Regions from separate parts of the Mus musculus genome. Here region 2 is linked to region 1. The links are chromatin loops, found by intact Hi-C in ENCODE. Cell type or tissue: heart. All regions are shown on one strand. Links, peaks and the distances in the headings refer to the core of each region. The heading gives the core; the rest is flanking DNA.

Region 1 (15,685 bases), core at 4,877-12,876:
ACACCCATCCACTGGCCTCTCCACGCAGATCCCTCAAGAACAACAGGATGTATTTTGCATGCGTTTCGTCTCTCTAGATTTTTGTTATTTTGTTTTTGTTTTCTCTCTCTCCTTCTCTCTCTCTCTCTCTCTCTCTGTCTCTCTGTGTGTGTGTGTGTGTGTGTGTGTGTGTGTGTGTGCAGGGTATGTGTACATACGTGTGAAGGCATGTGCATGTTTCCATGTTAGGGTTACATATGAATGTGCAGGCATGAAATCAATGTTAGGAATCTTCCTTCCTAGCTCTTCCACCCCAACTCATCGAGGCAGGGTCACTCAATCAAACCCAGAGCTCACTGATATGGCTAGTCTTGCTACCCAGATTGCTCTCTCAGAGAGCTCCCTGTCTCCATCTTCCCAGGCTGGGATTATAATCAGGCTGCCATGCCCACTGGCTATTATGTAAGTTTCTAGGACTCTGAAGTTATGCTTGCACAGTAAATTATTTAACCACTACCCCTCTCCTCGGTCCCCTATCAATTTATTTCCTACATTTCGTATTCTTCCAAGTTCTCGGCCCACTGTTGCTGAGCAGAAGAGACACAGTGTGTTTTTACGTCAAGATCATTGAAGACAAGATTTTTACTCATTTCACTGAGATGAAATTTTAGGTACAAACAAAAACAAGAAAAACTGCCATGATACACTAATTTTCAAAAACAGGACTGATGGGAAGAACATAAAAGCCTTGTGTTCACTCTCCTGTATACTCAGCAGGCCTGGGGAAAGAGCCTTGCGAGGACTAACTCTCAGAGACTCAGAACTTGGCAGATCAATCTTGTCTACACTTGCTTCTGTCCCCCTCCGCTCAGGAGGCCTGGAGCTCAGAAAGCCCACGGAGGTTAGCAGGAAAGTGCGGAAAGAAAGCATCCCTTAGCTGCTGAGAGGAGAACCTGGTGTTTGCAAAGGCAGAGAGGGGAAAAGGTGAGAAGATGGCTCACCCTGGAGATAGCAGTCAAGCCAGCCCATGGTTCCAACTTAGATATGCAGCCTGCTTGCCAACACAGTTGTGTCTGAGATATCTTGGGAAGACACAACACCCTGGATTGATGGGCCAGACATGGGGTTTGTGGATTTAGCAGCAGCCCACCCAGTCTGTCTGCCCCAGGCTTTTTGGTAAAAGTTGTCTTGGGCTGTACACTCAGACAGTAGTTAAAAGTGGCCCGTGCCTGAGCCAAGGGTTCCGATTTGGAAGCGAGAAGTTGCCTAGATCTTACTCAGCGCTTCTGCTCCTTGCCCGCACCTCACTCTGCTCCCAGTTTTTATCTCTTTTTATACCTTTTCATATTTGAAAATTGCCTTGAAGACAAAAATTTTTAAATGTCCACTCTTAAAATTCTCCACCATGGCTGCTTTGCGTATCATCCTGTTCTCATTAAATGTTTCCAAAACTGATCAGTAAAAATAAGCAACGCTGAGGGATGCCGGGAACCAGGGCTTATGGTTTTATCAAGGATGGTGGAACTCCCCAAATATACACATATTTGGACTGGGTGAGGAGCAAGACTTTTAAAGTAGGGCTGACCTGCACAATCAAGGTGGTTTTTGCCTTTTGAGTTCATCTAAAGGCTGACCTTAAATTTCCTGTTTCCTAACCGTATCTTCTCTGAAGAAGAGGTGCTAAAAAAAAAACTACTAGTTTCTCTACTTCGAACATCTATGTCCCAATAACGGTGATCTTCCTGGGTGAAGAGATGGCTCAGTGATTAAAAGCCCTGGTTGCACACTACTAAAAAGAACCCAGCCTAGATACCATACTGGCTCAGGACTGGCTGTAACTCCAGTCCCAGGGTATCTGACGCCCTCTTCTGGCCTCTGGCAATACTGTATGCATGTACCTCATACAAAGGCAAACATACAGGGAAAACACTAATGCACACATACACAATAACTTTAAAGAGAATAATAGCTTAGTCCTTGGGGAATTTGAATTGGAGTCCTAGTTGTATAGTTCTTACAAGAATTCTCATCGTGCATTAGACCTCTATTTAATGGGAGTTATTAAGAATACCATTTTCAGCTACTTCAACATTGTTATCTCTTGAGACAGAGTTAGGCTGCTCACTATGTAGCCAGGCATGGCTTCGAACTCATGATTCACCTGCCTTCATCTCCATGCTGGAATTACAGGTATATGCCACCATGCACAGTTTACGTCGTGCTAAGCATTAAACCAATTTAATTTTTTTTTGTTTGTTTGTTTTTTGTTTTCGAGACAGAGTTTCTCTGTGTAGCCCTGGCTGTCCTGGAAACTCATATTGAAGATCAGGCTGGCCTTGAACTCAGAAATCCGCCTGCCTCTGCCTCCTGAGTGTTGGGACTAAAGGCGTGCACCACCACACCTGGCTCAACCCAGGGCTTATTTCGTGCTAGGCAGGCACTCTACCAACTGAGCCTCATTCTCAGCTCCCCAGCTTTTATTTTGCATGAGTGTTTTCCTTCTCATATTGACAAAGTTTAAAAAGACTCCCCGGGCTTCCCACCCACACTCATGCTACCATGTATGTGGTGCTTAGCCTGAAGTGCATTCCATCACTTGATCTTCTTACAAATGTCTAATTAGAAGCATTAAGATGGTTTGGGAGGTGGTTTATTATATGAAAATGTGTCCTGCTTAGGCACGAGGACCCAAGTTTCAACACACCCAGACCTACCTGCACATTTCTATAACCCTAGCACCGGTCAGGGTGGAGACAGAAGACTAGACGGGACTTGCTGTCCAGCCATCTAGGCAGAGAATTCAGGCTCCAAGTTCAGTAAGAGACACTGTCTCAGAAGAATAAGGAGAAGAGTTATACAGCCAAGCATCGAATATTCTTCTCTGGCCTCTTCACCTAGACTTGTGCACATGTCACACATGCATAAATCATGCACAAGTGTCCCTCCACACAAATAAATTACTAACAAAATTAAATCATTTTTTAAAATTAAGAAAATGCATTTAATACATACTAATTTTTTCTGTGATGATATTATGTATAATTCCATATATATTATGAGATTCTTATAGAAAAGTGTCATATTATGTGAACAGATATCTAATTGAGACAATTTAAGGTAGAAAGAATCCATTTTGGCTCATGACATCAGAGGGTTCAGCTGGAGGTTACATCAGCCTGTGTACCTGGATAAAAGATACAGTGGCCGTAATGTATGACATCACAATTCAAACAAAGGGGTGCTCTGTGGGGGCTGCCTGACATCTAGAATTCGCATCTAGATTCACAGTCAGAATCTGCATCAGCAGACTCACATTGAAAATCCACTCCCAACCCCCACTCGACCTGAGATGCACTCTCAGGCCTGTTTTCCAGGATCACCCTGCTGCCTTCAAACCCAGTGCAGAGCGCCCACTGTAAATTATTCATTTTGAAGGTTGGATAATGCATTTGGTGCATCCAACATTCGTAATAAACAACCACACTTAGAGCACAGGTCTTCATGCCAGAAAACAGCCTCCTTCATCTTAATCTTCTCCTTCTCCGTTTGCACATCGTGTTCCTCGGGCACTTTCTCACACTTCCTTCCCTTGTTAAACCTAAGTGTATGGGTAGGGCAGAGCGGGCGATGCTCTTGCAGGCATGCCCGTCACTCTAATGATCCTTACCTCCTCTTGTGCCAATCGAATCTGGGAGATGAGAGGATTAGAAGGTCCCACACGCTGCAGCACAGCTTTGAAGGACAGTCCGCTATGCCGTTGTTCTTCTCCCACTCATAAACAAGTGTAGTACTCCTGTCATGGCAGGCACTGGGTTAGCCTGAGAGTGTTATCAGCGAAAATTTAAAGCTATCCCTCAGTGGGTCTTGCTGTGCTGTGGGGGAGATCGTGTGCAGAAATGACTTCACTCTGTGTGTTCCTTTCTATGGTGGACATGTGTCGGCTGTGTTTTAACCCAGAAGAAAACCCAAAATGGGTGACTATGACAATTAATATAGATTTGCAGCTCAACGGGATTTAAAATTACCTAGATTGCAATCCCCTGGGCATGTCTGTGAGGGAGCATGCAGATTGGATAGCTGAGGTAGGAAGCGCGCCCCCTGCCGTGTGGATGGTAACATTACATGTTTAGGTCCCTGATCAGAATAAGAAAGAGAAAGCAGGCTAACACAAACCTCTCTCTGCTTTTCAACTGCAGATGTACTGTGACCAGCAGCCTCACTCCTGGTCTCCATGCCTCCCCCAACCCGTGACAGACTGTCTTCTCAAACTATGATCCAGAATAAGCCCTCTCTCCCTTTAGTTGCTTCTGTCATGTAAACCCTCTGTGTTTTGGTTAATAAAGTTTGGTGTGTAATCAGCTGCATTCTCTGGAGTTGTGTGTCGATGCCACCTTATACGGAACTGCCTCTGGGGACACAGAAAAGAACGAAATAGAATTTCTAGAGCTGTCAGACCAAGGTAGTTTGCTGAGATGCCCAATGAAAGCTCAGGATTGCCCTTCCCTCCTCCACATTGAGTATTGTGATCTAAAGGAGAGGAAAGTTGGATAGCGTGATTAAGAGCATTCTTTGGGCAGCTCTAGTTCTTAAGACTCTATAAGATGCGTACTTCTGAAGGTTTTTTTTCTCCCCTCTCCAAGTCTTACAGATTGTAGCTATCATTCATGTGCCACCCTAAACTCTAGGGTTCACTGATTACAAAATACAGCATGGTAGCTGTTCTCATGGACTTCCCTGGGTGTGTAAGAAACAACTCAAAACCCACAAAACAGTTAACTGGTATTGCCAAAGGTAAAGGGTTCAAAAATGTCTCAAAAACTCATTAAAATGTCCCGTATAACATGAACTTAGCTGCAGCTTTTGTATATTTGAGGTGATTTACTTCTGAGGTGTTGAGTCAAGATCTTACTATGCAGTCTAGGCTGGCCTAGAAACTCACTATGTGGCACAGGCTAGCCTACAGCTCTCAACAATCCTCCTGCCTCAGCCTCCCCAGTGGTAGGAGTACAGGTATGAGCCACCCATCTGACCTAAGAAGACTGTTTATATACTAGACTAATAAGGCATGTCTCTTATTTTAGATTCTATTTGTGGGTGTTGGGGCACTATGTACATACACATGGAGAACAAATTGCCAGAGTCAGTTCCCTCCTTCTATATCTTGTGGGTCTGGGAAATGAATCTTAGCTCATCAGAGGGACCACTGAGTCACCTTCTCATCAGTATCCTTTTAACTGAGAACATGGTGGAAGGTACTGGAGTGTCAGCGGAGGCTAGGACACGCATGGGGTAGGAGAGAGCTCCGAGGAGTCTCTGAGCACCATCTGTCTGCTCCTCCGACAAGTTCAGAGCCTTTTGAGTGTTCAAGATACTACGGTGGAAGCAACCTCTACTCTGTAGCAATGTCAGATGCAATCAGAGCTGTGGTCCTGAGAGATAACTGACCTGACAGAAAGAACTCACTCCTCAGGCAGCAAGCGGACAGCTCAGAGGTAGCAAGGAGATCAGGGCTTCTCAGAGCAGGCAGCACAGCCCCGAGAGCTTCCTCCCAGCCAATGGGCTTTGGTGACAGAGCTCAGTAGGAGGAAGAGATGGATTTGAATCTGAGCAGCATTTAAATCTGAGCTTAGAGAAGCTAAGGACTCCATCTGCAGTCACAGGACACCTTGATAGGAACATCACAGTGTGAGGTGGACAGAGGACACAGTACCTAGAGGCCAGCCACTGCATATTTATAGTGATAATTCCCAAAGTTTTGACACTGCTGGGGGTCAAAGGAGAATAATCTCCAGGCGCTGTGGTGTGCATTTTCCTCAGACAGTTTTCTAGAAAAGCTGACAAAATTTTCTCACTGTGATCCCAACAATTGTCTGTATCTGTTATCTGACTACAAAACAACATTCAAACCCAGCATGGGAATACATACCATCATCCTGCCATTCGGGAGGGAGGATAAAGAAAAAAAAGCCTAGCCTGGCCTCCTACCGGGTGATACTTTGTCTCAAAAAAGAAAAACAAAACCAAACACTGGCAACAACAAAACACACTTGAAAGATTTACTCTGCACATTTACATGTGGCACATGCCTTTAATCTCACTGGAGAAGTTGGGGCAGGAAGATAGTGAATTCTAGGCTCGCCTGGGCTACATTGTGAGTCACTGTAACAAAACAAACAAAGGAACGAATGGATGAGTGAACAAAAGATTCTGTCTAAGTGACCCACTGAAGGTCAAGGTGCAATGGGGGCTGGGCTGGAAGTAGAATCAAGTATTTCTGTCTTGTTAGGTCTTTGCAGTGCTCCAGGCTACTTCTTATTTAAGCCTGTGTTCTCTAGAACTGCCAAGTACCTACAGAGAACTTCTCCTTGGGTGAGTGTGGCAGGCTAGAATGCAGGGGTGTGGGGGTGGGAATGTGATTGGTCAATTTGTGAACTGGACAGTTCAAAACAAGAGAGGGGAGGCCCGATAGAGGAGGATGAATATCCTCAAATTTCCTCTTCCTCTCCGTTCTCAGCAGGTCTTAGCAGCCCCCGTTTCAGGTCTGGTTTAGTGCCAGGTGCACATGTTAGAGGTCTTGCCGGGTTGCCTTTAGGGCAAAGAACATGAAATAGAGCCATGGTACCTGTTCTTAGGGTAACCCAGAGGGAGCTAAGGGTAGAGGGTTGTATCACAGGAATCTTCTGTGTCTAGGAAACCCCAACACCTTCCAAGCCGGAGCCAAGTGTGCAGCCCCAAGGCTTACTAATGTAAGATTTCTGTGACCAAAGGCCTTGACACGCATGGTTCTACTTATCAGTGAGAGTAATATAAGCAGATACAAGAGTGAGTAGAGCTGCCTCATTAACCTGGGTCTGAGGCTGAGGGTTATCTTCTGAGAGCATGCTTCTGGTTTACAGAGGCACAGTATTGGGGTACAGTTCTGCTCTGGGCCCTGGTTTCCCTCAGCTTTGCTCCCTGGTTTCGCTACCTACCGTTTATCACTGACCACCTTGCAAAGAAACTTGACTTCTCTTTGCATTAGCTGACCCACATTCACATCTGAAGCTTAGTCATTCTGTTGTCCTGGTGGGGCTTAGGGAAGGATACTTAAGGAGATTATGGTATAGGAAGCTGAGCTACAGACACGGAGAGCAGAGCTAAGGAGATGGCTCAGTGGTTAGGATCTTGCCATACAAGCTTAAGGATGGAAATTCAGATCCCCAGAGCCCACGTAAGTGACTCGGAGGTATGAGGGCTCACATGTAATATCAGTCCTGGAATATGGAAACAGAGCGCCAGAGCTAGTTGCCTAGAGGGACAATCCATATCAGCCAGCTCTGGGTTTGATTGAGATATCCTGTCTCATTGACTAGGGTGTAAGAGTGATTAGAGATGATTCTGGACATCCATAGTGAGCTTCCACGTGTAAACACACACGTGTATCTGTGTTCGCACACACTCAAACATGCATACACACATACCTGTACTGCATGCACACACATAAGGAGGCAGAGCCTTACACAGGCGTGTTGAAGGGCTCAGGTTCCCCATTTGCAGTTTCGGCTTTCTCCAAGAGTGTTTCCCACAGAGGCTCAGTTTGCAGGATGCTTGACTGCAGAGGTTCAACCCCATCTGCAAGCCTCCAAAGTTGTCCCTAAGCGTGCTAGCATAGCCTTGCTTCAGGAGTCCGGTATTTTAATCCACCAACATGTTTAGACTTTGAGTCTCTTCGATTCCACATTTGTGACTGCGGTAACATGAACCATAAAAATCTACCATTTTGCCATTTTTTGCACACACTCTTCGTGGTATTGAGCATATTCATCTTGTAGTGTGACCGCCATTCCCACTATGAGTCTCTGGAACTTTCCCATCTCCCCACAAGAGAAATTTAGCCCCATTAAAACCATAGCTCTCTGTTCCCCTTTCCATCCAACCCCCATCGACCTGACCCTCATGAGTAACTGTTAAACTGTTTGAGTTTCACCTTAAGACGTCTCAGGCTGCTTTAGCCCAACATGAAAGAAATGGAATTCTCCAAGAGAGCAGAGCAGCAAAGGGCGTTTCTGACAGGGGACAGCTGTGGGCCTCTGAGGCCCTGCCACCTATTAAATGCTTTTGGAAGCAGCTTCCAAGCCTTCGGAATTCACCAAGGAGGCAGGAGCTCCCCCTACAGCCTAGTGACTCCATTGCAGCAGTGTGGGCGAAATCACTAAGCACCAGGCTCAGAGTACCTAAGAAATGAAAAGACAGAAGAAACCCATCTACAAGCTGCTTGGGGGATGCTGGGGATAGCGTCTCTGCCTCTAAAAGAGGTTTCCTCCTTCTCTCCTCCCCACCCCACCCCGCCCCCGCTCATACACGCTGGCTTTCACAACCCTGCCAGTTCTTAAATCTTTTCTTTTACCTCCACTGTTCAGTCATCCATAAAGCTGAACCTCTGGTAAGCGAGGATTTTCTTCGAGAGAACTTAGACTTCCGCAAAAGAGACCAAAGATGCCAGGTATTAAAGGAAACTCAGAGCTCAGCCTTTGAAGGCAGTCTGGTCCCAGAGGTTTGCTTCGGACCTCCCACAGGGCAGGAAACTTAGTGTTCCTGCAAGAATCCTTGTCTGCGGTCTAAATTCCAGCTCAAGGAATTACATCCTTCCTTATCCGGATTTAGCCCTTCCTGTGTGTTTTGACGGTCTTTACTATCTGTATGCTTCCTTGGCGAGGCAGCATTTTTCCTGAGGATATTTTGCCTTTCCGTAAGAGCACAGAGATAGGTGAGCTCTCTCAGCGTTGCAAATCATCCACAGATGAATTATAGGCCAACCCAGAAGCAAGGGAGCAAAGGCGCCCGGAGCACAACCTTGGAGGATGAAAGACCTCACGAGACCCACCACTCACGCTCCGCAACGTGCGTAATTAAATGGCTGCTGTTATTTACTTCGTGGTGTGGAGTTGCCACCGCCCTCTGGAGTTTTATAACTCTTCTAGCAAGCAACTCTAGCACTAAATGAAGGTCTTCTTGCTGGAGAGTTGCTTAGCCAACTCAAGTTCCTGCATTGGACTGTCCCCAGCGATAGGTCTTAGGTCTTACTTTGGCATAAATGAATTGTGTAAATTGTTATTTGTGTTTTTAAAAAGCACTAAAATCCACCACGTATCCTCATGGTTGTGTGAAAGCTTCAGTTCATATATTCAGTTATTGAATACCACCTTCCACGTTCACAGCTTTGGAGAAGTTAGCTGGTGGCTCGGTCTTGGAGTTGCGTCATGTCTAAGCTGGGGACACGTGAGTAGTGGTAGATTGATGTGTTGGTTAAATTGGAGTTCATGGAAAGTCATTAGTATTGCTAATGGAAAATATCACAAGACACACACATTGTATAATTAATCTGGAAGATAATGAAACATTCAGGAAATCAGCTAAGGAAGAATGACACCAAAATGACGGAGCAACAGCACATGCTCTCACACATGCCCTGGTTCTACGTTCATCATTGCTATAGATATCACTTAAGCCAGACATTTATAGTTGTGGCCAATAAACACATGCTGATAGAATGAACTTTAGCCATAGGGAAACTTTCATGAAAGGCCACACCAAATACAAACGTGCATTTGATAAGCTTTGAAAAATGGACATAATTTTAATAGACAATGAAAAAAAGTGAAAGGCCTTTGTGCAGTTTAATAGAACTGTGTCTCTTGGTCATTCATTTTAGTGAATAAAGGATATTTATATAAGCAAATGGCTCCAGCAATCATCCTTGGCATGGAGAGTCCTTGGCATGTGTTAGGTGGGTGGCAACAGAGTGGAAGGAAGCCAGCTCATAGAGAGGGCTGCTCTGTGAAATAACAGCTAGGGGCTAACGCACAGAATTCATAATAAAACATGAGAATCTAGATAGACACGTTCGGGACCAGTCCAGGGGGCTTAAGAATGATGTGCCCTATTGACCCGAATACCATAATATGAGGAACGCATGCTCCTGTAGAAGCAGATAATTCAGAGATACCTGTGGAGAAGTGGATGGGCTCTGGGAGAAGACAGTCGAGAATTTGGCCATTTCAACTGTGTGGATGCCAGACAAGGAAGGTCTAGCATAGAGGAAATGCAAAGAAAGCAGGTGATTTGGCAATTCAGGAGGCCACATCTGGACTAGGTGGCATAGCAGGTCCAGTTATTGCTCATTGGCATTTGACCTTAGAAAGCACCCTCATTCTCCTTCTTCGCCTGCAGACCAAACAATTTCCTCGACCCGCTCTAATTCCTAATACTTTAGAATTGTCTAAAACTTAACACTTCTAATGTATTAACAAGCCCTCATTCCTTAATGTGTTTCCTCCTCCACCTTAATGTGTGGTGACATTTCATTTTACGGCTTGGGATAACCCTCATTCTCTGAAAAATTTCAGGTTGACATTCTATTACAGTATAGTGTCCAAGTCTTCTTAGTGCAGTGTCGTCTACAGCATCTGAAGAATATTCAACTAGTACTTTCCTGATCGTATACTCTCTTATGCATGTGGTCATTCTGAAATAAAGTCAACATAGAACATTTCTCTGTAAGTGAGAATTTTATCTTATTCCCCACTGTCAATTTAAAGCTCACATACATAAAACATATGAAGAATGGATGGATGGATGGATGGATGGATGGACGGATGGACGGATGGATGGATGAATCGTGTGATGGAAATGGGCAAAGGTGCTTTGGATTATACCTTTCCAGAGAATGAGAAGTCATATTTTGAAATGCATTATGAGTAGAGATGGGTAGCCTTATTTTTGTATTTTTATCATTCTTTGAGGACTCCAGAAGTGGTGCTCTTAATCTTCATCTTTTATCTGTTCTTTGACACCCAGTTGTCTTCACCCACTACCTAAGCTCACATGAAGGCTGTGGGCTCAGTTGTGCTCTACACCTCTCTTAGGACCAGAACACCCACTGTTATTTCCATCAGGAGCACCAACTGAGGTTTTCTAGGCTAGGGTCCTAGTGTAAGTTCACAAGCACCAACACATTTTCTCGGCTTAAAAGAATACGCTATTATTGTGTGGCAATTGGTAAAGAACTTATTAATTAAGGATATAAGATAGAGAGAAATCTCCCAGGAGGCAGAAAGCCATTATGAAGACATTGTGGAACCAATCTAGCAGTTAATGGAATACGCAGAGGTCCTTTGCAAAAAGAGAAGGGGTGGGTAACTTTCCAAAAGAAATAGCTATCCGCAGATTAGTGATATTAAAGACCGAGGGAAACTTTACCAAAAGACAGGTAAAGTCCGAAAAGAAAAGAAATGATGTCATATAGACCTTTGGTTTGATACAATGCAATCTCCCTCATTATAATATCTCTCCATCGTAAACACACCACCACAAAGCATAAAAGTAAATTGAGATGGAATTGGAAATCAAAGTAGTGTTGCAAATGAGAATTAATAGTACATTTGCTTTTGTTCAGGGACAGGGCCATCGGAAGCAAAATAAATAACTCATTTCAAATGCCTGTGAGTTGTTTGCTTAAGAAATAACTATCAAATTAACAAGAAATGCCAGACTCCCTTCCCCTGACTTTCTTAAATTGTAGTGCACACCCACCCCACTCCCTGCATTGTACTAGGATGATTCTGTGTTGTGGAAAGAGATTTGTTGAGGTGGGGCAAACAGTGCTTATTCAAGAACTGGCTTCTCCAAGTGGGGTCTTACATATGTGCTCTATCCCAGTGTTACTGTTCAGAACATCCCAATGACCTCAAGTTTTGGGAACAGGTGCTCATTAGAACCTCCCACAGCAATCGTTTTAACAACACATCATCGAAGCACAGAATAGTTCCTCACTGGTCCTCAGCAATCCTCTTGTTGAGGTCTCCAGAAGTGATGCTCTTAGCCCCAGACATTGCATAAAACAGGAAAGTTGGGGGAACAAGATTCAGGGCTGGCTGGGATCATCTCTCAATAGGTGAAGTGCGCAAATTTCAGGCACCAGAGCCTAGGTTTGATTCAAGAACCCCTGTGAGACGAAACAAAACAATAAGACTAAGCATGGTGGCTTGCCCTTCTAACCCCAGTACCGGGGAGACAGAGACAGGTAGGTTCCTTGGACTTGCTGGCCAGCCAGTCCAGCATACAGTGAGAGGGAGATCCAGTCTCAAACATACTAGAGGAGGTTACTGTCTGAGAAATTATCCCTGAGAATGTTTTCTAATCTCCTTGTGCACATGTGTGCCTGCACCTCGCACCTGCGTACACACAACACTGAACTTCAGGACAGGCAACAGGATCAAACAGTTGTGTAGAGGAAGCCGAAATGTTGAAACAAGCTACTGAGGTCCCACAGTGCAGGGGAAAAGCCATACCCTGGTAAAACACCACTGTTGTATAATGACCTGTAGTGTTACTGCTTGTGCTGATCTAGAAATCAAGCGCAAATAAGTACTTCCTGCTTACCAGTTCTTAGTAGCATTATTGAAGTCGTTTCTGTCACAATAGATGTGAATGTTCTTATAAAACGTTGTTCTCAAAGGATTTTTCATTTCTTTCATCTTTTATCATAAAGTTTCATCATCTTCTTTAAGAATAGATATAGAAAATTGCTCCGAACTAATAATATGTCATCACCATCATCCTCATCATCACAGCCTCATCTTCATCCCCCTGCATCTTCATCATTGTTATTGTCCTTGTCATCTTCACTATCTCCACTGGTCATACAGAGCTCTGGCTCACCTTGTCTTTTACAATCTTTTGTACACTTTATGCAGCAAGCAACCAACACTGACACCATTCTCGATTCTTTTCCAGATGAGACTAAAGGAGACTCAGAAAGTGAAAGCGGTATCTCATGAACATAGAGTTAGGCAGCGTTGACATGTCCCCAAACTGCAGATCCAGAGCCATGTCCAGTCAGATCCAAGTCTAATCAGATTTGTATCCAGTATGACCCATGCCCAATCAAATCGGTATCCTTGGGGCTATGCTCAGGGATCGGTCATCACACTTGATACTTCTCTGTCCCCCCAGCACTGGGATTACAAGGGCCACCATGCTTGGTCTTGTTTTGTCTCACAGGGATTCTGAGATCAAACTCAGGTCCTCATGCTTACAATGTGAGCACTTCACCTATTAAGAGATGACCCCAGCCCTTAATGTTGTTCCCCTGACTTTCTCGTTTTATAGAATTTTTGAGCCTCGTGCTATCAAATGAAAACAAAACCAAAATCAAAACAGGACTGAGTAGGAGCTGAGTAATTTGGGTTTCTTTCTGTAGTCTACTCACTGGACACAATAAACAGTTTTTAAAAGTCTCTAAAGTCTCTACTTCCCTCTTCCATCTTTGCCTTCCTGTGTCCACATGGGTAGACATTTTCTGCAGTGTTCCGGGACATATCTATTGAAGGGCTTCTCAGATCTGTTTCCATTGGAGCTCATTGGAGTTATTCTTGTGTTCCATTCATGAAGGTCTGTAGATGTGCCTCCCAACACTGCTTTAGAAAAGGAATTTTTCTGAGTAGCGTTTCTTGTTACTGTTAAGATGTCATATCATTTTCTACCATCTCCCAACTGCCGCCATTTTGTTTTAGCCTCTGTTCACACCACTATTGCGTGATTAAAAACTTGACCTCTGGAGATTCCTCGTGTCTGACTGGGACTGATCCTTGGATCTCACAAGCTTCCCTCGTGGTGCGCAGCATTCTCACTACAGTGACACCTTGGCTTGCTGCTTTCAAACTTTCTATTTTCCCTCCCTTAAATTATTTTGCATTGTTTATTCTGCACATAGGAGGTTCCTTCTCAATTTTAGGTTTCAGTTTAAATGTCATCTCTTCAGACTGAATCTCCATGATTATAATAATTAAAGTAGCTTCTATTACATACATACATATGCACACATGTGTACACATATACATGAACATATACACGGAGATACACACAATACACATGTAGATACACGTGCACACACACATACACACACCACAAACACTTTGTCTGCTCATGTATTGGCTTAGTGACACTTGATATATGATTGGTGACTGTCATATTGAGTGATCTGATTTGCCTATCTGTGTCCCCATCCCTACCCCAAACCTACTGACAATGACATGATTGGGCTTTGTCTGCCTTATTCAGAGACACTTCGCAGTTCCTGGTAGAAATTCTATCACCCAAGAAATACGTGTTGGGTAAACGAATAGTGTGTCCATTCATTTATAGCTTTACACCATGCTGTAACGGTGAAAATATATTCCATAAATAGAAATAACAGGGTTTCCTTATTCTCAGACTTGCCAATGTATAAGTGTTGACTGAAGTGAAATCATTTGTGCAAGACTTCTTTTTAGCTAGAAACAGAGCCCTGAGTAGAATGAATGTATTTTGCCTTCCAGAGAAATAAGTATTTATTGAAGGTCCTCTTCTCAAGGGCACTAGTAATCATCTTGCTTGCCTAACTTTCCCATAACTGCTTGCCAGCTTGTGTCCCCTCTTCTGCCTGTCTCCTCGGAAGTGACTAAGCACAGCCTGCTTCTTTTCCAGAAAGCTGATCACGAGCCCCACAGTGGGCATGCTTGCACGGACCTCTTCTTAGGAGGACAGTGGGACCCCTCTTTGTAGCTAAACAGAAGTGATTTCCCTTTCAAAGAGCTTGAGTCTTCTTCATTGTTTGCATCACTCTAGAAAAGCCTGTGTCCACAGCAGTTACTTTCTGTTTTGTCTTTTTTTTTTTTTCCCAGTGCTAGGCAGTGAACCAGAGCTATATCCAACCAGGAAATCACTCTACCTCTGCTTCTTAAGATTTTTGCTCCCACTGGGGTACCATGATGGGCCCCCAATCTTTTGAGGGGCTTTGATAAAGCTGTTCCTATTGTTTCTGAGTTCTCGACAGACATTTATTCCTACACCTTGACCAGTTGTGAGTCTCTGTATTAACTACCATTCACTGCACAAAAACTTCTCTGAGGAGGACTGAGAATTGTCCTAGTCTATGGGTAAAGAGATACAAATTTAGAGATACAAATTTAGAGACATACACATTTAAAGAGATACATATTTAGAGAGATACAAATTTAGAGACATACACATTTAAAGAGATACACATTTAGAGAGATACAAATTTAGAGAGACACAAATTTAGAGATACACATTTAGAGAGATACAAATTCAGAGAGATGCAAATTTAGAGAGACACAAATTTTGATACCATGTCCATTTAGCAGAAGTATAGTAGTAGGTTCAACTCTGGAGCCTGAGAGCTCCCCAGTCATAGGTTCTTGGTTAGATTTTCAGTACCAGGAATGTGAGTTCTTCCATGGAGTAGGCCTTAAATCCAACCAGAAAGGAGTTGGGTACCTTTATAACGTTCATGCCGCTATTATATCCATGGTCCTGCCTTGCCATCTTGGTCATTACGGCAATTTTCAAGGTCCACAGCTAGGGGAGATGCCCTCACACAGCACACAACTTAACCAAGCACACACCTTCCAGTTCTGTGAGAATCAGTAGCAGGGATGGAGCTTCCTTGGCTTCTCCATGTCATGTGACTGCTGGGTGTCATGTGACTGCTGGGTGTGACATCTCTTCAGCAGTACACCTTACCATCAAGTCACATGACTTACAAGTTCCCTGTGTTTTCTTCAAACATCTTCCATGTTAGTTACCCCTCCTCTAGACCCTTGTCATTCCTCTCACCCTGTTTCCCACCTAAACCTCCCTCCTCATCTCTTGCCTGCTCATAACA
Region 2 (15,685 bases), core at 5,051-13,050, 1.4 Mb before region 1:
CTGTGGTTAAGCGAGGCCTTGTCCTTGTTCATATTGATTACAGCATTGCTCTGTTTATTTAACTACAGTGTGCGTGAATTATGTAACGTAAACAGACTCTCTCTGGCTCAATGTGTAGCAACACATCTTTTTTGCTCAAAAAACCCAAGCATATTCTGTAAGGACTTTGGTAAACATTAGAATAATAAAACTGTAGTAAAGAGCAGAGCTAATTTAGAAATAATCTTCAACTCTACAGAGCTTCTCGTCCAGCTCAGCTAGTGCTGAGTGCTAAGTACTCCTACTTAGACTAATCCAGAAGTGCAAAATGGTAGTTAGAAGTTAATATCTCAGTTGCTGTGAAGGTTATTGTTCTGAGGTTGACCCACCATCTTGGGGACAGTCCCACTCTGGAGTGATCTCCTTCCTCAGAGCAATGCTCCTGGGTCTCACGAGTAGCCTACAGGCTTCTCTGCTCTTCCTGCCTCCAAGCAAGGCAGCATCCACTCACTGCTCTCACTGAAAGTTGCCTTATAACTTTGAGAATGGAAATTAATTCATCAATAAATGGAGTATTCCACAAAGTCATAAATAGTTTATTAATTTCTTGTGCTTTATTCCTTTTTAAAAGAATTTAATTTAAAATAGCATTTATCCTTGCTCGACTTAAAATTTTAAATAACGGACTTTGAGTGCATCTAGATTATGCCACTGACTATTGTGCCACAAGTTGGCCTAAAAGTAAGATGGACTGATTGGTTGACATGGAGGTGATTGTCAGAGAGAAATGGAGTCTGCACCAGCAGTGGCCTCTCACTAGGCTTACAGCATGGGCAGTGGGTGGCGTCCCTTACCTATGAAAGAGTGTGTGTTTACATCTCCAGAATGAACTATTTCCTCTGCTGCAGAACACAGTCCTTCCACCGCTTTCTTCCCTGTGGGATTGAGAGGCCCTCTCATCACCGTGCAGATATGGGTGGTGGCGTTGAAGTCACACCTCCCACAGTGTGCTGTGGCTTTCATGGTTGCTGGGCAGATAGTCGCACATACTCTGGTTTCCTGTTGGGAAAGGGTTAGGAGGGTGTGTGAACTTCCTTTAGCCATATAGAATGAGTTTTTGTATCACTTAGACGAATTATTTTACCCTTGTGATAAACAGTTTAAAACACCTAATAGAGAAGCAGTTGTATATTGGAAAGAGCAGAGACTCAGGAGGGATTACAATTTTAGTTTTGTGTCTTTCTACTTCTGGGAACTTGAACGTCATATACTATCAAAGTGTCTTCCTCATGAGTGCATGAACTGGAAACTAAATTCACCAGGAAGTCTTAGTCTGTGAATCAAATGACCTGACACCTGAAATGGCCCTGAGCTCAGGTCATTCATGACAAACAGGAACTGCAGGATTCGATGCGAACTTTGACATTTGCATGTGGAATTAAAAAAAAAAAAAGATGGGACTCTGAGAATCTGTGATCCAGTGCTGTAAGAAAGGTTGACACTGGGCCCAGCAAGACGGGTCAGTGCATAAATGCTTCTGACGCCAAGTTGGAGATCTGAGTTCAATCCCCAGGTCCCGTGTAGAAGAAGAAGAGAACCAACACCACAAAGCTGTCCTCTGACTTCTCCATGGCACAAAGGTGTCCCTGACCCCAAGACACAAATAAATAAATGTCGCAAAAGTTTAAAGAGCCAAGCTAGACCCTCAATACGTAGTTTTTGGACAGCTAAGTATTACATTTGTCATTATAATTATTTACAGTTGTTAATCTTCTCTCTGAGGGATTGCTAGGTTCTTTACACTTACTGATGAATGTTCTAATCTGAGGAAATTAAGGGGTTAATCATTGTAGATTATAGGAGCCATAGAGAGGGCAATAGTCATACAACACAGATTCACATTGCATTCCTGTATATAAGCAATAAATGGGCTTTAAACAGTTTTCATATTAAAATTTGATTTCTCTTCTCTCTTTCATGAAAGGGTAAATTATTCTCTCTAAGTTCATCAAAATAACATTTTTTTCAGAAAAACATGGCAGCAATTCCATTAAAAATGGGGAGAGTAAGTATGCATTTATCATCCTCTCTGTGTAAAGCCCATCTAAAGGACAGCAAACAAGCAGATTACACACAGGAAATAAAACAAGGAAGTCTAAGGAAACAGTCAAAGTTGGGAGGCAGCTGCCCAGAGTAGAGGCAGGAGCTGTGCTGGTCAGAGACACTTCTTCCTTCATCCCCCAGGACCAGCTATGAAGTCACCATTTTCCAAGCCCATGTGTATTAGCAGAGGCCTTCTAATCTGATTATATATATATATATATATATATATATATATATATGGCAGTGGGAAGAGTATCCAAGGACAACTCAGCCAAGAGTCTTTTATTTCCCGTCCCAGTGTGATGTTTGTGAGGTGCTAGGAGGTGACACTGCTTTCTAAGATGCTGCTTGGAAAAACACTGCCTAACTAATACTGGATATGATATGAACATTTCTAAACAACCAACCAAACCAACCAAACCAAACCAAACCAAACCAAACCAACCAACCAACCAATAAAACCAAACCAAACCAACCAACCAACCAAACCAAACCAACCAACCAACCAAACCAAACCAAACCAAACCAACCAAACAAACCAAACCAAACCAACCAAACCAAACCAAATTGACCAAACCAAGCCTAACCAAACCTAACCAACTAACCAAACCAACCAACCAACCAACCAACCAAACCAAACCAACCAAACCAACCAAACCAAAGCAAAGCAAAGCAAAGCAAACCAAAGAAAATCCAGCTGCTAAAAGGACAGGTCTGAAGCATTTCTTCCACTCACAGAAACTTAAAAACAGAAAGAAACTGGTATTTTTGGAAAGTTACACATATACTAAATTGTTTGGTGATCACTTTCTAATGTATACACATAAGTCATGCTATATACTACACACACACACACAAACACATACAAAAATTAACATGTAAACAAAGCTGAAAATCATATTCTTTGGAGTCATCACCTATATGAACTTTTTTACTCCAGTATAGTCTGTTTAAGCAACAAAACTCTAAATGTGTGGGTTGGCTTAGTGGTTAGGCAGGATTGATAGAGAACAGGGGAGCATGTGTCTGGTAGCGGTCTTTGGTATGGCATGAAAAATTAGAAAACTTGCCCTGGATGGCTCCCTGGGTGGGTGGCTCCCTGGGTGGGTGGCTCCAGGGGTGGGTCCTAAGACAGGGTGTCATCGCTCTGTGTGTGTGTGTGTGTGTGTGTGTGTGTGTGTGTGTGTGTGTGTGTGCTGTTACTGGCTGCAGCTGGCAGTGCATGCCAGAATGAGACAAGCTGAGGAAGAGCCAGTGAGATGGAGAGGAGAAGAGAGGGCACAGTGGAAGGACAGAGTCGGGACCCAGATTTAAAATAGCGAAAGGGAAAGGGGGAAGTCAAACTCAGAGCTCTGAGCAGGAGCTCTCCTGTGGCTTCTTAGTCTCTGCACAGCAGGCAGCTCCGCAAACCCACTCCCAGCCTGGCCTAGAGGCCTAGGACACGGGTTACCATTCTCAGTCACCCCACCAACTCCCTGGCAAACAAGCTCGCTGCCTGGTGACTACTCTGCCATTCCTCCCACGGATAGACAGACCACGAATGACCACGCACAGCAAGTCCTCAGATAGCCTCTGATGAAGGAAGCAATTACAAAACATTAAAGATGAATAGGCTTCCGGCAAGCAGAAGTAGAGCAAAGAAAAGAAGGGCCAAGGTTGTGCTAAACAAACAAATGACACCATTGAAAAATAAAGCAAACCAACAAAAAGGACCTTACCAATACCATCAAAATCATAAATATAGTCTCCCAAAGCCCCAAAAGTCCCTTAAAATAAAATGGTTCTCATTGTTAAAAAAATTAATCGAAATGTGAAAACATAAATTGAAAGCAACACCTCACCGAGGTAGATAAGAAATTCATCAGCGGATGGGAAGAGCTGGAAGAAAATGTGGACAGATTAAAGGGGGCCAGGGCCAACTAAGTGGTGGGAACTAACACAAAAGTGACAGTAAATTGTTAAACCGTTGGTGAAAGTGCGTTCCCCAGAAGGGAAGTGGTGAACTCCAGGGCAAAATGGTACCTTCCCCTTCATCATTTGAAAGCTGGGGATGCAGCCTACCAACAGTGTAAATGCTTGTCTGTCATGTGCAAGGCCATGTGCTCCATCTTCAAGGCTTCAGAGACCACCAGGCTTACTGTGAATCATCGTAAGCCCACAGAGAGGCTCGTCTTCATGAAGTCAGATAGGGAGAACAGGTCTTACTTGAGGAAACAGAGATGAAGGCTGCTACTCAGCTCACCATCTGCCCATCCCATAGAACCGTGCTGCCTACACGCCCCCACACACCCTAAAATGAGTGTTACATCTTCAGTCATTTTCTCTGGAAAACACACCCATAGACACACTCAGAGGTGTGAGTCTCAGGAATTCTAATTCACAGGGGGTTGACAGTTGCGATGAAGCATCACAGTTGGCAGTCACAGCACCCAGGGCTATAAATGGCGCTGTATGAGGGGCAGGGAGGACGGTGCACGGTCTGGGAGCACGCACCTCCAGCCCTCTACTCATCTGAAGTGCTGGGCAGAGCTTCTCAGAGAACAGCTAATCATCTGGAATTCCTTTAGAATTCACTGCGCTAGCATCAATCATGACAAACTCATTCTGTATTAATATGGATAGAATGCAAAAAATGAATAATGCACACATGAGTTTTTATATTCCTATTTTAGAAAAATAGTTATGAACAACGTGTTTCTCTTTCCACCGCCAGAGCAGCACCTCCAAGCGGCTTTCTATCAATTACCTTCATCGCCATTCCAGCTGAAATCTCATCAGAACAAACATATTTCAAAGGATTATATCCAACCCCATCACAGCATCGCTGGCTCTCTGGACTCAGTTCAGTGCCGCAGCATTTCACTGGTGTGGGGTCATCCTTTCTAACATGTGCTTTAGACTCTCCACTGGAAGCTGAACAGCATATGGTCTCTGACATATTCACATAATCCTGCCCACAACACAGCATTCCTGCAACAATAAAATGTTATATATGAATATCAAATAAAAAGAGGGAAGAAAACTGAGGCAGCCATAAAGCTTGGTATAAAAACGTCAGACTTGGGCAGTTTCAGTGAAGGGGCCACCGTAAAGGTAACATTTCCCCACCAAGGTGATTTAGATGTGCGATGAGGGTCCTTCTTACCAGAGCACCAGGCACTCATTAGGAAATGAACACACACTAGAGGAACTGTTCGGAAATCACTCGGCTGGGCCAGATGCTGCCCACACTCCAGTAAAAAAAAAAAAAAAAAAAAAAAAAAAAAGAGATCGGATTTTTGTCAAAACTGCCTGTCCCTTTTGTGATGATAACATCATGTTGCACAAGTTGGCTAGCTAGAGTAAAAGGTCCTAGAAAGAAAGCTCTAGAAATTCACAAGGGAGATGGGAAATGTGGTGACATCCCAGATGAGTAGTTCTTGGTAAGGGCTGCGTAAGCCTCTGCCTGGCTTTGTCTGGGGTGTAGCATTTGCCTCTTGTGCTCCTGTGAAGTCTGAAACAGCCATAATCTTCCTTTCTCCCAAAATGCGACTGGGTACATACACCCAGGTCATGGATATGGCTCAGTTGGCAGAGTGCTAGCCGGTATTTGCTCTCCAGTCTGTACTGTGGGAACCAGATGGTGGTACATTTCTGTGATGCCAACATTAGGGAGGTGGAGGCAGAAAGATCAGAAGTACAAAGTTGTTTTCAGTAACACAGTAAGTGTAAGGCCATCTTGAGATTCTGGGGTACACGAGACCATGTCTGACAAGACAACAACAGCTATTCAAACTTCAACAGCTATACCTCTAATAGAGCACATGAGTAAAGACAATAGTGAGTGACCACACTGTGTGACCACACTGGCCAAGATGTGACAGTTAAGAGGCCACGGAATGCTCAGCCCCATGCTCCCATGTTCCCCATGTTCTCCTTCCAGGGCTCAGGGACCACTGTGGAATGAGGGCTAGAAAGATTGTAAGAGGCTGTGGATGCCTACAAGGAAACAGCAGGGCAGTGAGCCACAGTGGTTACTGCTTTTGACATCATACACCATCCTGTGCAAGCCCAAGTCACCCCGAATCCCACGATGGAGGAGGAGTTGTCAGGAAGTCTCTCCACTGCTGAGGATAGAACAGAACTTGTTAGTGCTGGGGGTTGGGGGGGGGTCAGCTCTGTTCTAAGGCTGTGACCTCTGGTGAGATGATCCTTCTCCAGTGGAAGGCCAGGCACCCAAGAATACATTTAGGGGAACTGATTGGCCTTGATGGATTTAAGAAGACAAAAAAAAGAACACACAATTGGGTGAGTTGGGGGAGGGGGTTGAACATGATCAGAACCCATTGTGTAAAATTCTTAGCCCACTAAAGCATACCACATACACACACACACACACACACACACACACACACACACACACACACACTCACACTCACCCCTCATACCACAGCACACACACAAAACCATACATCCTATATACCACACCACCCGTACCACAATACCATCCCCCTACACAATACATTCCACACCACAGCACACATACACTACACACATTACACATACCACAACATGCACACACATAACAAATAGCACACCACACAACACACCCCTCACCCTCCATACTACAGCACACACACAAGATCATACATCATACATATCACACCACACATACCATCTCCCTGCACGACTCATACCACAGCACAGCACACATACCCACCACACATACCACAATGTGCACACACGCACACACACACACACACACACACACACACACACACACACACACACCATACTCTCTAATCTCCTCTCACACACTGTACACTGCACTATACCACACACAGACACTCAGACGCACAGATACACACACACACACATGCACAGACACATATACACTACACATATCATACCATACACACACATACACTACACACCTCAAACACACACCTCAAAGAAAGTAGTCAAACATGTTTGTGGTCCCCGAAAAGCAACAGCATGGCAGCCAACCACTATTTTCCGGACTCACTCTCAGCTCTGTCAGATGGCATGGTTGTCAGGCTGGGGAAAGAGGCCTTACAGGGAGAATCACTGACTCTCAGCTCTGTCAGATGGCATGGTTGTCAGGCTGGGGAAGAGGCCTTACAGGGAGAATCACTGACTCTCAGCTCTGTCAGATGGCATGGTTGTCAGGCTGGGGAAAGAGGCCTTACAGGGAGAATCACTGACTCTTGTACCTAAAGGGAGACAAACATACACCTGGAGGACCAATAGACTTCTCTCCTACTGACCAAATACCTACCACTTATTGCCATGGAAGAAACCTAGCATATACTCAGACATAAAGGCGCCAGTTAAATAAACAGCACCTCTGGGGTTAGATTGTGCAGGAAATGCGGGTGTGTAGATGGCATGTCACCATGCTGTCTTATTAGAATCTGCATCTGGTTGTGCCGCAACCTGATGAATGATTCATTTTAATTAGAGTTCTGTTTGTTTATTATTAGTCCCGAGTGATATCGCAAAGAACTTCAAATTCCAAGTGTTCTGGGTCCTGAATTGTTTAATCTGGTCCTGTACAAACACCCCTATTAGGAACAACATTCTTGATAACAGACCAAAGATTTTTGAAGCCTTTTTATTTTATTTTTTAAATCATCCAGTAGACCTCAGTGTGGTGGGTCCCTTAAAGGAAGATGCTGTTCAGTTAAGGCTCTGAAGGACCGTCAATCACACTGCTGTTTATACTTTAAAAGATTTAAATATTTAAAAATCGCTTATATGACTAATAATAGATACTGGTCATTATAGAGTTTTGATGTATCATGCTGACCTAAATGTGGCATGACAACTCTTCAAAGTAATTGAAAGTAAACTATGATATTAATAATTTTTATTAACCTTCCCGGGTCATGTTCTTGATAATAAAATATGCACAGCAGGGTTCTCATTGTAGACTGAGTCTTAATTATGTGGGTAAAGACAGGTTTATTCATACAAAATGCCTACTTATAGATGTGTGTTCTCGACACAGGAAAATGAAAGTGGACTCCATGGGCTTGGGTTCTGTGTTGTCCACACATGGACATTACTTCTCTCACACACGGACATCGCTTCTCTCACACACGGACATCATTTCTCTCACACATGGACATCACTTCTCTCACACACAGACATTACTTCTCTCACACATGGACATCACTTCTCTCACACATGGACATCATTTCTCTCACACACGGACATCACTTCTCTCACACACGGACATCGCTTCTCTCACACACGGACATTACTTCTCTCATACATGGACATCACTTCTCTCACACACACGGACATCGCTTCTCTCACACACAGAATCACTTCTCTGACACCTTTGGATCAGACATTTAAACACAACCTTGGATCTTTGACTGTCACTTTTTTTTTCCTCTAGTAATTTTCTTAAAACTATTCGTGTTTCCATTTTAAGGAGCAATCAAAATCTGAAAACTGGCCTTTTAGGGAGGAGAATAATTCTCCCCTCTCCTCTCAAATTACTGCATGGCTTCACCGTGCTTTAAGTATGAAATCAAAATGCAGACATTGACCTAATTCGAAACTCCTAATCAGTCATCGGATCGCTCTGAGGGACTTTTGACAGGTCAACTAAAATTTTGATAATGAACTGCTTTTATATGAAGGGAAGAGGAGAGAGAGAGAGAGAGAAAGAAAACGATGCTTTCTTTGTCAAAGGGCTGCATCTTGGCTTTTCTGAGTTTTCAGGCAAGATTTCACTCACATAACAAGAAGTGACTCCCTTTCTAGTTTCCTTGGTAAACCATTACTTCTTTAATTATTATCAACCTTGTTCCAGTGTGATAAATTGCTAATTACTTAATACTCTAATCAGCGTTCATTCTTTGCACAGATAAACCATGACAGTGCCATTAATTTAAATAGTAATTTCACTTAATGGCCAGAACGGCACACCAGATTTTTATGCAGCATTTTCTGAAGACTGCATCCATCACTGTGATATTCTGACATAAAGATGTCTGACGTGCACTAACTCACTTAGGGAGAGCAGATGTTGCAGAGCGGGGCCTGGTAGTAATACCCATGGTGCATCACTTCAGCATGAATGAGCCGCAAATACAGAGACAGGCCAGCTTCTGAAAGGCATGGCAACAACCTTTGACCCTTGCCTAATTTATCACCCACAGCACTTGACTTTTGAACTCTGACACACAGAAGTCACAATCTTAAATATGCCCAAAGAAAAACAAAATAGGCCATGCATTATTAATGGCTTGGTCTGTTCTTCCAAAGGCTCCCATCACATTTGTATGAACGTGGAGAGTGTCTTTGAACAAGACATAGAAATTATCAATACATTCAGGAGTAGATGTTTATATTTCAGGATTGCATAGTCTTTCACAGTGTGTAGACAGCCGATGGGTGGCTTCTATTCTATTGTAGACAACGGAGAAAGAACTAGAAGACGCTTGGAATCACATTAGCAAGTGTGGCACCAGCATTTGCTTAATGCTCAAAACTAGTGAAGAAATATTTATCAACACACCTGATGCTTTAATAAATAGCTTAAGTCTATAAAATGTGCTATACATTCCCCAAAGACAACTAAGAAAGAGACACCATTCTTCCAAGAAAATAACAGTAAAGTGTGAAAACCAGCCCTGGGTCGGAAACCTCATGTTAAACTCTGGCCTCAGTTTGCATTCGACATGTTTTAGCACAAGGGGTTCTGCATTTCAGGCACATAAGAGAGAAGAAACAGATTACAATTAGTGTCTTCAGAGCAAACTTAGAAAACTGGGGGAGAGTACTAAAAAATAAAAAAAGATTAAAAAAATTTTTTTAAAAGGGCATTCTTGCTTGGGATAAGCAGTAGATGGCGCTATGGTCACCACCACAAAACAGCTAACAGCTAAGCCTGCTCCCCAAACCACTGCCATACATTTTAGTGCATATATATATATATATATATATATATATATAATATTACATTATATTTTTAAAAAGACTTTCATGGTCCTATGGAGACTTTTTTGGGAGCAATCTCTTCCAGGTAGCTCTTCTATCTTCTACCCTGGACTTCTGTACCACCCCTCTCCTTTTGTGCAAAACTTATATAAATTCCATCTTAAAAGAAAATATTCATTTTTCTGGTAGGCCCCATTACTTTTTCTCAAGGCAGAGTCTAGAGCATGTAAACCCAGAATTCTGCTATGAAATAATTTCAGAAGCATTTGCTATCAAAGACTGCATGGACCTGATTTATAATACAAATGAGGGAACATAATCTAAAGTCAGGGAATGATCTTGTTCATGGCTAACAAAAAATCTCTGTTCTCTCTGAATGATAGAGAAGGTTTTAATTTTGTCTTTTAATGTTAAGGGATACATCAAGTCTAAGCTAAGATTAACAGCATACATGATAAAACCATATACGCAAAACACTAAGGGAAAATGTGTAATAAAGAGATTTAAAATATATTCGGGGAAAATGGTTAGGAATACGTATCTGAGGGAATGACTTTCATCCCAAGATACCTGTATACTGCTTCCACACTGCTCATCCGCCCAGAGAGAGCACTAAAAACCATAAACGCTACCCCAGCACTTCCGTTCCTACAGCATCTGTTAATTCACTCCATTTATAAAATACATATTGACAAAGACAACTGAACTGGGACCAGGGAGATTTGATTTGGTGTGAGAAAGTCAATTCAATGTGATTTTGTTAAAGGGCTCCTGCAGGCAAATAAAAGAGTTTAAGTCATAAAGTACATAAAGGGATGTTTTACGAGCCAGGCCGGTGTCGTGGCAGGCTCACAATGCCAGGCGGTGAGAGAGGCCAGGTTTTGGAACTGTGTTGTAGGATCCAAGCCTTGTCCGGCAGGTGTGGTGAGTGGCCGGGGTGGACAGAAACAGATCTGTGAGCAGCCGTAACCATGGGGCAAGACCAGAAAGAGAGAGAGCAGAGGAGGCTGAGAACCTGTCTGTTTTCAGTGTGTCCGAAGGGAAGGTCACAGTAATAAAAAGATTTTTCTCCTTCATCTTACAAGTCCTGAGCCTCTGTCTTCTCCACCGTGGCTACCAGGGTTAGGTGTCCAGAAAGCACCCCAGAACTATGTCAGTCTTGCTTGGGAGGAGTTGAGGAACATTACAATTTGAGAAAGGCTTCTTCACTGGTTGCCGATAAGAGGACTTAGTGGTCAAGAGAGGACTCGGCGGTTAGGGTACTGACTGCTCTTGCAGAGGACTCAAGTTCAGATCTCAGCACCTTTGCCAGGTGGTTCACAACTACCTGTGATGCCCTCTTATGGCCTCCAGAGGCACCTGCAAGCATGTGTATACACCCCTCACACGCATGCATAGAATTAAAAATAATACAAATGATTTCGTTTGAAAAAGAAACACCTGACTGGTTATCTGTCATTGTCACATGGAAGGAAAAGAAAGTGATTCTGAAACTTGGCCCACGGGTGGACTTCAAGGGTGTGAAGAAGGCAGGCGATTTGCACGAGTGCTTGTGTGGGTGTGTACTTGTGCACATGCATGTATGTGTGAGTGGATTTTGATGCACATTAACTGAAGATGAGAGTTCATAACTTGGAAAGAATTCTCTAGAAGGTTGAGAATCTGCCCTGGAGGGCAGTGACCTTGACCCTGTTCTCCTTTCTAGCACTTTGGCTCTGTCTTCTCTTTCTGTCCTTGATTTTTTTTTTTCTCTGCCACCCAAATGCAACTAGCCTTTTAAAGTCAGAATTAAGACAATCACATTCACTCTTCTGGGATTACTCACCTAAATCCTGGGCTGGCTCAAACCTGTCTCCCTCTGTTTCTCTGTGTAGATGATACACTTCTCAGAAGCCAAAGTGTGGGCTCTTACATGGGGATCAATTCCCCACCAGGTCAAGCTGTCTCCCGAGAGACCTGACTCAGTGTTCAGGACTCTGACACAATGGTGCACCCAGATTTAGCTTTCTTCATCTGCTTAACGCGATGATCTCTCAGCTTAAAAAATGTGTGTGCATTAGACTGTCGGAGAAAGGGGGTGGGGGCAGGGGCTGGCGAGGAGAATGGCCGAAGCCCATTGCATGCATGGATGAGAAAGTCATAATGAAACTCATTAGCTTCCACAATTAAGACACACTCGCAAAAATTGAAAAGAAGAGTCCAAGAAGGGGAGTAGCTCACAGCCTCATGGATGCTACTGCTCTCGGATGATCGAGAAACTGGGGAGGGGATGCAATTCTAATCATTTTTACACCCAAAAGAATGATTTCTTGAATATAGACTCAATACACTCTTGTTTGTTCAATGGAAGGGTATGGCAGTTGACTAATAAAGAAAAAAAATGAAAAAACCAAAGCCTACCTGCCTGATTAATGACATACACTTGTAAACCCATCACTTGGAAGGCTGAGGCAGGAGGATCAGGAATCCAAGGTCATCCTGGGCTACAGGATAAGATTCTGTCTTGAAGGAAACAAACCAAATCAAACCAAAACAACCTTTGTGCATGTGGGTTAAAGCAGAAGATGTGTTCTATCCTAGAATCAAATCCATTAAAAAATAACAATAAACTCATATAAAGATGCGTTTCTGTGGCATAAATACATTTTCCAATACCCAAAACTAAATTTGTGAGAAGAATAACGTTCTCTTACACTTTTTTTGTAGGCCAGCTTAAGGCCTAGTGTCTCAGACAGAAGCTAAATTCTCCCCTCAGCTTCTCTGTTGCTGTAACCCATGCCACATGGGACCTGGAAAATGCTGCTAGATACCCAAGATGGGGTGAGAGTGGGGTGGATTAGATGACCCAGTGGGTAAAGGTGCTTGTGTCCAAGTCTGATGACCTGACCTCGTTGCCTGGGGTCTTTATGGCATACGAAGGGAACGGACTCACGCAGGCTGCTCTGCTCTCCATACTTTGAGCCACAGCATACATCCCCATGGTCCTCACACACAGATAAACAAACATATACACATAATAAAACCTTAATGTGTACATTGACTTAGTATTATTCTGAAAACAGTTTCATTCTCACAGATGACCTACAGGGCTTCGGTTAGTCCCATAAAGAGCTGCCAAGGCTGGAGCACACATGCATGCGGCAATGTAGGGAGAGCCAGGATATAAAAATTCATAGACTACTAAATGAGGTTCAATGAGGGAAAGATTTAAAGGAAAAAATATTAGGTAAATGTGGAGAAAATGAAAAAAAAATGGCGGGAGAAGAGATGCCTTAGCAGCTAAAGTATTTACTTTGTAAGTACAAGACCAGAGTTTGAACCTCAGAAGCCATGTCATGGTGGCACATGCTTGTAGGATGTAACTGAAACAGGAGTTACATTGTTATACATTGTTATGAAGTTTGTTTCCTAAGCCTAATGTATCCTGCAAACTGTGTCTCTCAGTCTCTGCTGAACTTGTAACCCCATGATGTATACCCATCCCTTTGTCTTGCTAAACTCCTCAACACCTGTGATGACGCCCCTTCCACAGGATGTATTCTTTTTTTTTTTAAATTGGGTATTTATTTCATTTACATTTCCAATGCTATCCCAAAAGTCCCCCACATGCTCCCCCACCCACTCCCCTACCTATCCACTCCCACTTCTTGGCTCTGGCATTACCCTGCACTGAGTCATATAAAGTTTGCACGACCAATGGGCCTCTCTTTCCACTGATGGCCAACTAGGCCATCTTCTGATTCATATGCAGCTAGAGACACGAGCTCCGGGGGGGGGGGGGGGGAGGTATTGGCTAGTTCATATTGTTTTTCCACCTATAGGATTGCAGATCCCTTTAGCTCCTTGGGTACTTTCTCTAGCTCCTCCATTGGGGGCCCTGTGAGCCATCCAATAGCTGACTGTGAGCATCCACTTCTGTGTTTGCTAGGCCCCGGCACAGTCTCACAAGAGAGAGCTATATCAGGGTCCTTTCAGCAAAATCTTGCTAGTGTATGCAATGGTGTCAGCGTTTGGAAGCTGATTATGGGATGGATCCCGGATATGGCAGTCTCTAGATGGTCCATCCTTTCGTCTCAGCTTCAAACTTTGTCTTTGTAACTCCTTCCATGGGTGTTTTGTTCCCAATTCTAAGAAGGGGCAAAGTGTCCACACTTTGGTCTTCGTTCTTCTTGAGCTTCATGCATTTAGCAAATTGTATCTTATATCTTGGGTATTCTACGTTTCTGGGCTAATCAGGATGTATTCTTGCTGGTATCTACCCCACAGGCAGCCTTGAGCCCAGAGTTTCCTACTCTTCTGTCCTGGTGCTAACAGCTGATCATCTCAACAGCTCTTTTCTATCAGCCCTAATCCTTCTGCATAAAAAAACCAGTGAGGGGCTACTCTCTGACACCCCAACTTAGGGGAGGCAGTCATCTGGCTGGTCCCCTGTGCATTTATAAACACAGCTTGTCATAATCAGACAGTCAAAGAAATGTTCCCTCCACCCCCCATCTACAGGACTAACAGTAGTCCTGGCACTGAAGAGTAAGGACTTAGCCTACATATAAAGTTCCAGGCCAGTAAGCAATCCTGTTCAGAAAAAAAGGTGGATGGACTACATCTAAGGAATGGTTTCCACAATTATCTTCTGGCCTCAGCATATATGTATTTGTGCATATCAACCGCTACACATGGGAACATGCATACACATGTAAAACATGAAAATAAGTATTAAATTAAAATATTTCTGACATCAACTGGAGAATTGAAATGAATTTCAGACCATTCCCAAAGTAGTAATACTGCAATAGAACACTGTATTGGGACTTGAATCAATGTATCTGAAATATAATAACCCAATAATGTTAAGACTTGCTGATTTGCAGATGGGCGGGTGACATTGATGATAACATGAGTCAAGTAGAGAGAATTATAGTTTACACCAGTGGTTCTCACCCTTTCTGATACTATGACCCTTTAATACAGTCCCTCATGTTGTGATGACCACCAATCTTAAAATTATTTTTATTGCTACTTCATAACTGTAATTTTGCTGCTGTTATGAATTGTAATTTCAATATATGATATGTAGAATATCTGATATGTGATCCCTGTAAAAGAGTTGTTTGACCCCCAAAGAGGTCGTGACCCCCAAACTTGAGAACTGGTGGCTTAGACAGATACTACCCACTGAGTACAGTTAATACAGTCAGCTCCCCAGATCAGGAGACTCACCACAGAGCACTTTCAGAGATCTGAAATACTCTGATCCAAAGGAGATCCTGCGTAGAGATGTCCACAAATCTGACAGTTATCCTACCTGTTTATGAAGCATAATAATGAGCCAGGGTACTTAAGACCTCATTTCAAAACCTCAACCAATTTAAAAAGAAATCGTGATATTGTGATCACCATGTGAGAGGGAAAAATTGAACTGCAATAAAAATCTGCTGAAGTGCCAGGGTCGGCTGGACAGACAATGAAAAGGCATACGCAAATCATATGCAAATCACAGTGAAGGACGCCAGGAATTATGGGACACAGATATTTTAAAAACTGTGCTGGATACTGGAGAGATGATTCTGTGGGTAAGAGTGCTTGCTGAACAAGCATGAGGAACTGTGTTCAAATCCCCAGCGCTCAGGTAAAAGTCTAGCATGGCTAA

Evidence for each region. Peaks named below come from ENCODE experiments on the same cell type or tissue, not always from the same donor. Only the 100,000 strongest peaks of a DNase experiment are listed, where the experiment ranks them.
Region 2: a loop joins it to region 1, with 7 times the contacts of the local background. A loop is called at or near these places in 2 of 42 quality-filtered maps.

The regions. Positions count from the first base shown.
Region 1 is chr1:187,440,777-187,456,461 of GRCm38, reverse strand. Gm37896 (a long non-coding RNA gene) reads right to left here and starts at 8,592. Exons shown (of 3, transcript XR_865841.3): 1 at 8,366-8,592. In heart, for the core only: a CTCF peak has its summit at 8,130; no DNase peak of the experiment used is centred there.
Region 2 is chr1:188,799,540-188,815,224 of GRCm38, reverse strand. It overlaps Ush2a (usherin), which reads right to left. Exons shown (of 71, transcript NM_021408.3): 50 at 4,829-5,052; 51 at 834-1,038. Among named protein-coding and RNA genes, the nearest start is that of Gm25269, 47 kb to the right of the region's middle. In heart, for the core only: a CTCF peak has its summit at 9,928 (motif pointing right); no DNase peak of the experiment used is centred there.